Regions from separate parts of the Homo sapiens genome. Here region 1 is linked to region 2. A link is an interaction called in ENCODE POLR2A ChIA-PET data of the cell type or tissue named here. Cell type or tissue: PC-3. All regions are shown on one strand.

What was found. ChIA-PET counts read pairs that join two places held together with the same protein. Peaks named below come from ENCODE experiments on the same cell type or tissue, not always from the same donor. Only the 100,000 strongest peaks of a DNase experiment are listed, where the experiment ranks them.
Region 1: POLR2A ChIA-PET joins it to region 2 with 13 read pairs; 2 of 35 experiments call an interaction of 5 or more read pairs at or near these places.

What each region holds. Positions count from the first base shown.
Region 1 is chr14:103,299,075-103,304,074 of GRCh38, forward strand. It overlaps LOC105370686 (a long non-coding RNA gene), which reads right to left. Exons shown (of 3, transcript XR_944246.2): 2 at 631-830. Among named protein-coding and RNA genes, the nearest start is that of EIF5, 33 kb to the right of the region's middle. RefSeq lists an enhancer at 2,772-3,272. In PC-3, no CTCF peak of the experiment used is centred here; no DNase peak of the experiment used is centred here; H3K27ac peaks cover 1,098 bases.
Region 2 is chr14:103,592,209-103,597,208 of GRCh38, forward strand. No RefSeq gene overlaps it. Among named protein-coding and RNA genes, the nearest start is that of COA8, 32 kb to the left of the region's middle. RefSeq lists a silencer at 1,489-1,628. In PC-3, no CTCF peak of the experiment used is centred here; a DNase peak (open chromatin) is centred at 2,323; H3K4me3 peaks cover 1,589 bases; H3K27ac peaks cover 3,683 bases.

The DNA.
Region 1 (5,000 bases), 290 kb before region 2:
GATCACACCACTGCACTCCAGCCTGGGTGACAGAGTGAGACTGTCTCAAGAAACAAAAAAAAAAAACCCTGTGTAAGGCTCCTCCACACAGTGAAGCCTTCCTGACATGCCCTGCCTGCCCCACAAAGGAATCCTTCCCTTCCCCACCAGACGGATTCTGGATCTTGTGCTCTGGACCCCTTTGCCAATGTAGTAAAAACTATAGAGCCCTTTTCAGGGTACCATTTATACAGCATAACATAAAATACATAAGGTTACAAATGAAACCAAATATATTGAAAATATTACCAAGTGTTTTTAAAACAGTAACTGGGTGATATAATGATCTTTACTGTTATTAGGCAGGTCTATGGCTGATCTAATAGCTGCTATGGGTTCAAATGGTGAGCCTCACTGACACTTCTAGATCTGCTACAACTGAAACGCAGCAGGACAATGTCTGTGATGGTAACAAACTCAGGGACCCTGCTAATACTACTCTGGTTTGTTGCCTATGTTCGTGATTAAAGAAAATGCTAGATTTCAGGTAGAAATTAGTGAGACTAAAGATACAAGTTTCCCCTGCACTCATGGAACCCCTGAATTCTGTCAACAGACCCCAGGACAGGAAGCTCTGCACCATTTCCATACCTTCTGTGAGCTCTGTTCTTCTCTGGATATTCCATCTCTCCCTGGACGATGGTGGGGGCGCTCTTGTTAAGAATGATGGCAGGACCGGACGTGGTGGCTCACTCCTGGAATCCCAGCAATTTTGGACATTGAGGCAGGCCCATCACTTGAAGTCAGGAATTCGAGACCAGCCTGGCCAACATGGTGAAACCCCGTCTCTACTAAAAATATAAAAATTAGCCAGGCTTGGTGGTAGGCAACTGTGGTGGCAGCTACTTGGGAGGCTGAGGCAGGAGAATCGTTTGAACCTGGGAGGCGGAGGTTGCACTGAGCCGAGATTGCACTGCACTCTAGCCTGGATGACAGAGTGAGATTCCATCTCAAAAAAAAAAAAAAAAAGAAAGAAAGAAAAAAAAGAAAGAAAGAATGATGGCAACCAGCGTTTGCAGAGGGCTTAGTATAGGCCAGGTACTACGAAAAGCCTTTCATATGCATTATTTTCTCCAGTCCTCCCAGCAACTATTAGCTTGGTGCAAAAGTAATTGTGGTTTTTGGCCAGGCACGGTGGCTCACACCTGTAATCCCACGACTTTGGGAGGCTGAGGCAGGCAGATTGCTTGAGGTCAGGAGTTCGAGACCAGCCTGGCCAACACAGTGAAACCCTGTCTCTACTAAAAATACAAAAATTAGCCGGGAGTGGTGGCGCATGTCTGTAATCCCAGCTACTGGGGAGGCTAAGGCAGGAGAATCGCTTCAACCCAGGATTGCGGTGAGCCGAGATCATGCCACTGCACTCCAGCCTGGGACACAGAGTGAGATCCTGTCTCAAAAAAAAAAAAAAAAAGCAAACAAAAAACAAAAGCAATTGCGTTTTTTGCCGTTGGAAGTAATGGCAAAAACAACGATTACTTTTGCACCAACCTAATAGTAGGCTTTGGATGCAGGTTAGTCTGACATTCCATTCTGCTGTTCGTCAACACCAAGCCAGTGTGTCCACATGCCTGCTTCTCCCATTAGACAGTAGCCCTTCAACAGCAGGGATGATCAGAGTCATCTTGGTGTGTGCAGCTAACACAGATGCCTGGCACAGAAGAGGCACTTGCTTTCCACCTGCTGGCTGGTCACGAAGACGATGCACACACATGCACAGACATGAGCACACAAGCACACACAGGAGTGGACCAGGCCGAGTGTGGGGGGACACACGCCTACCCTCTTTAGAGCCCAGCCATGCTGACCTCCAATCACACATCCTATTCACTCGCCTACTTCTGCTGCCACCTAACCAAACTTCCTGGCTTTCGGTATAAACAAATCCTTTCTAGAGAAATAAAGCATTCCTAGTTCACTTTTGAGAAAGGTGAGCCCCCTGGGGAACTGCAGTGCTGAGAAGTCTGGCGGGAAGGGCACATTCATGGGACTTGATGACAGGGAGGGACTGGCTGGATCTGCTTTGAGCACAGTCCAACCATCTTTATAGTTCATCACAACCAGCCTTTAAAATGCTTCGGGAACATCAGGATAGTGATCACCAGCAGGGCACCGAGCACAGGGCGTAAAGGGGGCTTCTGAGAGGGGGTGTGATGTTCTGTTTCCCGATGTGGGTGCCAGTTCCTCCAAAGTGGTCGGTGTATGAGTGGTCATGGGGCCACACTTAGGTACCTGCGGTTCTCTGTATGTATTTCATATTCCAATACAAAGCTCCAAAAATTGCTTCAGAAGTCAGTTAAGCTTCTCTTCCTCCAGATTCCAAACTCATATGCCAAAAGTTCATTTCTCTGCAGGCCAAAATGGAGCAGCCTTTTATAAACAGGCTTCCTAGAGTTTTGCCCCAAAATATTCCTGTATCCCAGCAGCAAGCACCCTGATGCCCACCCAGTGGTCTGTATCTGTGTCAACCAGCGGTTCTCAGCCTGGCCTCATCCAGGGCCTGAAGCCTACTACAGAACCCCCAGCAGCACGTGGGGTGCACAGCAAAGATCAGCCCTGGACACAGCCGGGTGCTCAGGGCGGGGTGAGGGGGCAGGAGGCAGGACGCAGGAGGTGAGCTGTCCGGGCGGGGCAGGATGAGGGAGTCCTGCATTGCAGAGCTAAGGGGGAGAATCATCAGCACCCTAATTAGCTCTTGATGGCTTCCAAAGCCTTTTAAGTCCTTTTTTTTTTTTTTTTTTTTTATCCCTACAAGAACTCTGAGTGGTAAACAGGACAAGTAACATAATTCCCAGGATACAGGTAAGGACACTAAAGCCCAACCCAAACTGGTGGGTAGCAAGGCCAGGCCCAAACCCAGAGCTCTGGGCTCTAAGCCAGCACCTACTCCCCAACACAGAAAGGAGGTGGGAGCAGCCGGGCCCTAGCCAACCACTCCCGGCCCCTTGGCAGATCAGGCAGAGTGAGGGCACAGGAGGGAGAGAAGACCTCTATGCAGACCAGTGCAGCCAGGCAGGGGTGAGGAGCCCCTGCCACCACCACCAAAGACAAAACTGAGCCTCGATCCAATGCAGACTCCAGGAAATATGGGGCAGGTCCATGACCTTGTGAGAAGGGAATCAGTCAAATCCAAAATGTGGGACATGTACGGGACAACTGACCCAGTTTCTTTAATGAGTCAATGGCATTAAACTAAGGAGGGGTGACAGTTCTAAATTAAAAGACACTTTCAAAGGACCTCAAGACGGCAGTGCATACCGTGAGCAGATCTTATTTAGATCCTGATTTAAGTAACTCAACTATAAAAAGACGTTTTTTTGAACAGAGCAATTTAATTTGGTACTTGGTACATTTAATGTGGCAGTTGGATATTCAATGATATTAATCTTCAATTTACCAGCAGGGTCCAGTGAGTTCTTTTTTTTTTTTTTTTTTTTTTTTTTGGAGACAGAGTTTCACTCTTGTTGCCCTGGCTGGAGCGCAGTGGCACAATCTTGGCTCACTGCAACCTCTGCCTCCCAGGTTCAAGTGATTCTCCTGCCTCAGCCTCCTGAGTAGCTGGGATTACAGGCATGCAACACCACACTCAGCTAATTTTTTTGTATTTTTAGTAGAAGTGGAGTTTCACCCTATTGGTCAGGCTGGTCTTGAACTCCTGACCTCAAGTGATCTGCCCGCCTCAGCCTCCCAAAGTGCTGGGATTATAGGCGTGAGCCACCACTCCTGGCCTATTTTTATTTTTTTAGTTTACTTTTTGAGTAGTTCTAGCACTGTATAAGGATTAATAGTTTGTGAATTTTATTCTGTCTTAGAGACCTTCTACAGAACAAAACCCATTCTGTCTTGCAATTCCTACAGGGATTGGTTCAAGCCTTTTGTAAATCTAAGATATATTTTGGAATCAGGAATCTTATTTTTCCTGTATCTTGAAATATTTTTCTATTTCATCATCCTGAGAATTATTTCATCATCACTCATTTAAGTATTTCCAGTTATGCTAAAAGAGACTAAAATAACAAAAAAATGAAAAGCTGATGCACTTGCCTAAAAAGCAGAATGAAATAAACCATCTCTGCCACAGTATCCTTCCGTTTTCTCACTACATTGCTAACAGTATTGCATCAACTTTCAAGAAGGTAGAAGATAATTCTGGAGATGACAGGCTTTCCTTTGTTTCACTCTTATTGAACAATACAATCAAGCATTCTGAATTTTTCATTTTTCACCCATAACAGCAAGGAGAAGAAAGTTGACTGAGGGAGACATTCATAATTATAGGCAATTAGAAGCGGGGGAAGGCCCAACACAGTGGCTCATGCCTGTAATTCCAGCACTTTGGGAGGCTGAGGTGGGCGGATCACTTGAGGCCAGGAGTTTGAGACCAGCCTGGCCAACATGGCCAAACCCATCTCTACTTAAAATACAAAAATGAGCCAGGCGTGATGGTGAATGCCTGTAATCCCAGCTACTTGGGAGGCTGAGGTGGGAGGATTGCTTGAACCTGGGAGGCAGAGGTTGTGGTGAGCTGAAATCACACCACTGCACTCCAGCCTAGGAGACACAGCAAGCCTCCATCTCAAAAAAAAAGAAAGAAAAGAAGAAGAAGAAGAAGAAGCAGCTAGGGGAAGGCCAAGCTCCATGGCTCAGGCCTGTAATCCAGCACTTTGGGAGGCTGGGGTGGGTGGGTTGCTTGAGCCTAGGAGTTCGAGACCAGCCTGGGCAACATGACAAAACCCCACCTCAAAAAAAAAAAAAAAAGAAAGAAAGGAAGGAAGAAAGGAAGGAAGGAAAAGAAAAATTGTCCAGGTGTGGTGGTGCATGCCTGTAGTCCCAGATACTCCAGAGGCTGAGGTGGGAGGATTGCCTGAGCCTGGGAGCTAGAGGCTACAGTGAGCTATGATCACACCACTGCACTCCAGCCTGGGTGACAGAGCAAGACCCTGTCTCTTTAAAAGAAAAAA
Region 2 (5,000 bases):
GTGGCTCACGCCTATAATCCTAGCACTTTGGGAGGCCGAGTGGGTGGATCACTTGAGGTCAGGAGTTTGAGACCAGCCTGGCCAACATGGTGAAACTTCGTCTCTACTAAAAATATAAAAATTAGCCAGGCGTGGTGGCACATGCCTATAGTCCCAGCTACTTGGGAGGCTGAGGCAGGAGAATTGCTTGAACCTGGGAGGCAGAGGTTGCAGTGAGCTGAGATAGTACCACTGCACTCCAGCTTGGGTGGCAAAGCAAGACTCCATCTCAAGAAAAAAAAAAGATTGGCCTAGCGCAGTGGCTCACGCCTGTAATCTCAGCACTTTGGGAGGCCGAGGCTGGCGGATCACGAGGTGGAGAGATCAAGACCATCCTGGCCAACATGGTGTAACCCCAGCTCTACTAAAAATACAAATATTAGCTGGGCATGTTGGCGCACGCCTGTAGTCTCAGCTACTCGGGAGGCTGAGGCAGGAGAATCACTTGAACCCGGGAGGCAGAGGTTTCAGTGAGCTGAGATCGCACCACTGCACTCCAGCCTGGGTGACAGAGCAAGACTCCATCTTAAAAAAAAAAAAAAAAGATTATCCAGCTGGGTGTGGTGGCTCATGCCTGTAATCCCAGCACTTTAGGAGGGCGGATCACCTGAGGTCAGGAGTTCGAGACCAGCCTGGCCAACATGGTGAAACCCCGTCTCTACTAAAAATACAAAAATTAGCCGGGTGTTGTGGCAGGCGCCTGTCATCCCAGCTACTCAGGAGGCTGAGGCAGGAGAATTGCTTGAACCTGGGAGGCAGAGGTTGCAGTGAGCCGAGATCGTGCCACTCACTCCAACCTGGATGACAAGTAAAACTCTCTCTCCAAAAAAAAAAAAAAAAAATTAACCCAAAAATTTGTATGCTCAAGTTTTTTTTTAATTAGGTTAATATAATTGTAACAGCCATATTCAAATAAAGTATTTCTGTGGGCTTTTAAATAGTTACAAAATAAAGCTTATCTCAGTGATGTGGGTTTTTGGTTTTTTTGTTGTTGTTGTTTTTTGAGACGGTGTCTTGCTCGTTCGCCCAGGCTGGAGTGCAGTGGCGCGATCTCAGCTCACTGCAACCTCTGCCTCCCAGGTGCAAGCGATTCTCCTGTCTCAGCCTTCCAAGTAGCTGGGACTACAGGTACGTGCCAACACACCCAGCCAATTTTTGTATTTTTAGTAGCGACAGGGTTTCACCATGTTGGCCAGGATGGTCTTGATCGCTTGACCTCACGACCTGCCCACCTCAGCCTCCCAAAGTGTTGTGATTACAGGCGTGAGCCACCGCGACCAGCCCACTGATGTGTTTTATACCACTTTTCCCACAAAATGCATGTTTGTTAAAATTCCAAATATTTTAAATATTTTAATTTGGAGTTTAAAAGCAAAATAATATTGAGTCTCTTTCTCCCACTTTGTGTGTTGGGTGGTCTTTGTAGAAACTGATTTTTTACCTGCTCATATTCACCCAAAAAAAGGAGCCGGATGTGGCTAACAGAAGTTCAGCAGGACTCACGAGGGCTATCTCAGGTCAGTGAAAACAGGATATCTAATGCCTTTTCCTCTTTCTGTTTTGTTTTGACACGGAGTCTCGGTCTGTCACTCAGGCTGGAGTGCAGTGGCATGATCTCTGCTCACTGCAGGCTTCACCTCCCGGGTTCAAGCAATTCTCCTGCCTTAACCTCCAGAGTAGCTGGGATTACAGGTGTGTACCACCACGCCTGGCTAATTTTTGTATTTTTAGTAGAGATGGGGTTTCACCATGTTGGCCAGGCTGGTCTCAAACTCCTGACCTCGTGATCTGCCCACCTCGGCATCCCGAAGTGCTGGGATTACAGGTGTGAGCCACCGAGCCCGGCCTTCCTTGTTTTTATTTAATCCTAATAATGTACCGGAAGCTGCACCTGCCTGCAAGCCTCAGCTCCCTTGAGGCCATCCCGTAGCTCTGGCAGAGCCCCCAGCAGGGCTCCAGTTGGCGTCAGGTACAGCATTTGCTCTGCACAAATGCTGGAGTTATAATGATTAATAGAAGCATCTTCAAGAAAAACCTCCCCAGGGAAAGGCCGCCGTGTGGGGAGCATCTTTAGGAGCTGCAGCTGGAGGACCCGGGCCTGCCCACACACATGCTGCTCTTTAAAGGAAGCGGAATTGCATCAGGGCTACGGAGAAGCCTTGCCTTGGGGCAGCAGTGCTACCCTGCTTCGATCTTTTGCGCCTAAGAGGACAAAGCTTGAGAGCTGTTTTCTGACAAGCCCTTTAGTCTGCTTCCAGCACGGGGAAGTGGCTGCTTCCAAGCCTTTGTGCCTCAGGCACACGCTGAGCCTTCCGCCCCCAGCAGAGGAGTGAGCCACAGAAGGCCCTTTGTTCTGTACATTTGCAAGGAGTATTTTAGACTTCTGATTAATGGAGAAACCACGCAACTCCTGGCAGATTGTATGACAGTTTTCTGTTTGCTGATTTTTTTTATTTTTATTTTTGCTACCAGCACTTTTTTTTTTTTTTTTTTTAAGAAAAACAGCAACAAGGCCGGGTGCGGTGGCTCACGCCTGTAATCCCAGCACTTTGGCGTGACCCCCGCACGAGGTCAGGAGTTTGAGACCAGCCTGGCCAGTGTGGTGAAACCCCGTCTCTACTAAAAATACAAAAATTAGCTGGGCCATGGTGGCGCATGCCTGTAACCCCATCTACTCAGGAGACTGAGGTAGGAGAATCGCTTGACCCCAGGAGGCAGAGGTTGCAGTGAGCCGAGATCGCACCACTGCACTCCTGCCTGGGCGTCAGAGTGAGCCTCCGTCTCAAAACACAATCAAACAAACAAACAAAAAACAGAAACAAAAATAGCTCTATTCTGCTGAGATTTTTAAAGTTAAAATTGTAACAGTGTGTCTGGTTAGGAAATCGGAGCAGCATAGGAAGGAGTAGATGACAAAGGAATAGGCTTCCTTTCTAAATCCATAATTAATTTTCCTGAAGGTGAGGCTGGAGGTTCCTGTTCTGAAAGCCCCCTTATTGGGAGGCAGCCAGTAGAGTTTGGGGTCTGGGTGCTGCTGGCATTTTCCTCCCCGTGGCCCACTGGGTTCGCCTTCCCAGAGTCTTATTAGATTCCCTCTCAGGCTCCCCCATGCTTGCATTATTTTTTTGCCTTTTAACATAGATCCCTTCTGAACGGTGTGCTACAGCGCCTTCATTCCTTTCCAGAGTATTTTCCTCTGTGATGCATGCTCTGCAGTGGATCAGCTTTTGTCGTGGATGGCTGAGCGTGAGGCTGAGCCACCCCTGCCTCCTGGTGGATGTGGGCCGCACCCCTCCAGCTGGTCCCACCTGCCGACCAGCTGTTCTGGTTGCTCCCTCATCTATAGGCTGCAAGCGTTTGAAGGGAGGAGATGTGGGGAATGGTTAAAATCTGTCAATGTTTATTCAGCCGAGAAATACTGAGCACCTGCTCTGCTGGGCACAAGGGCCCCGATGTTGGTAGTTCATTGTTGCTCCCCCTGCAAAGACTAGCAAGATTTAAAGTAAGAGAAAAAAGCCAGCCACATAATGTAGACCCCACCAGAATGTTTTACAGAATCAGCTGATCTGACTCATGTTTACATTCCCAGTTAATCATAGATTTCAATTATATTCTTTTTTTTTTTTTTGAGACCGAGTCTCGCTCTGTCCCCAGGCTGGAGTGCAGTGGCGCGATCTTGGCTCACTGCAACCTCCACCTGCTGGGTTCAAGCGATTCTTCTACCTCAGCCTCCCGAGTAGCTGGGACTACAGGTGCGCGCTACCACCACCAGCTAATTTTTGTGTTTTTAGTAGAGACAGTGTTTCACCATATGGGCCAGGCTGGTCTCAAACTCCTGACCTCATGATCCGCCTGCCTCGGCCTCCCAAAGTGCTGGGATTACAGGCTTGAGCCACCGTGCCCAGCCTATTCTTAACTTTCAATTGCAGAAGGCTCTCTACTCACAAGGTCCAGCAATTACATCTGAGTGCTCATTAATAAAAATGATTTCTTGCTATGTCACAATGAAAGCACTGTGAAATTAATAGCCAAGTTTTAAGACATGAAATTTCTTTTTTTTTGAGACAGGGTCTCACTCTGTCCCCCAAGCTGGAGTACAGTGGCGCACTCTCCGCTCACTGCAACCTCTGCCTCCCAGGTTCAAGCGATCCTCCTGCCTCAGCCTCCTGAGTAACTGGGAGTACAGGCACTGGCCACCACACCAAGCTAATTTTTATACTTTTGTAGAGACGGTTTCACTATGTTGGCCAGGCTGGTCTCGAATTCCTGGGCTTAAGCGATCTTCCCACCTCATCCTCTCAAAATGCTGGGATTACAGGCATGAGCCACTGCTCCCGGCCAAGACATGAAATTTCAAGTAGGGATGTACATACAATTACAGGAGCCCTTCAAGTCACCTGTCATACTCCGTACCTGGCCTCATCTATCTGGAGCCTCAGGTGTAGCCTAGAATGCCCTCACAACCACTCCCCACTGCACAAAGACACGGCTCCCCTATGAAACCGCAGTCTCCCCTGGCTGGACAGGTGCTCCTGCTCTGTGCCCCTCAGTGCTCTGGACAAGCCTCAGTGATTTACAGAACTCTGGCCAGGCAAGGTGGCTCACGCCTGTAATCCCAGCACTTTTAGGAGTCTGAGGCAGGTGGATCACCTGAGGTCAGGAGTTGGAGACCAGCCTGGCCAACATGGTGAAACCCCATCTCTACGAAAAATACAAAAATTAGCCAGGTGTGGTGGTGGGTACCTGTAATCCCAGCTACTTGGGTGGCTGAGGCAGGAGAATCATTTGAACCTGGGAGCCAGAGGTGGTAGTGATCTGAGATTGCGCCACTGCACTCCAGCCTGGGAAACAGAGAGAGACTCTGTCTCAAAAAAAAAAAAAAAAACAAAAAAGCCTGGCACAGTGGCTTATGCCTGTAATCCCAATACTTTGGGAGGCCACTGCAGGCAGATCACGAGGTC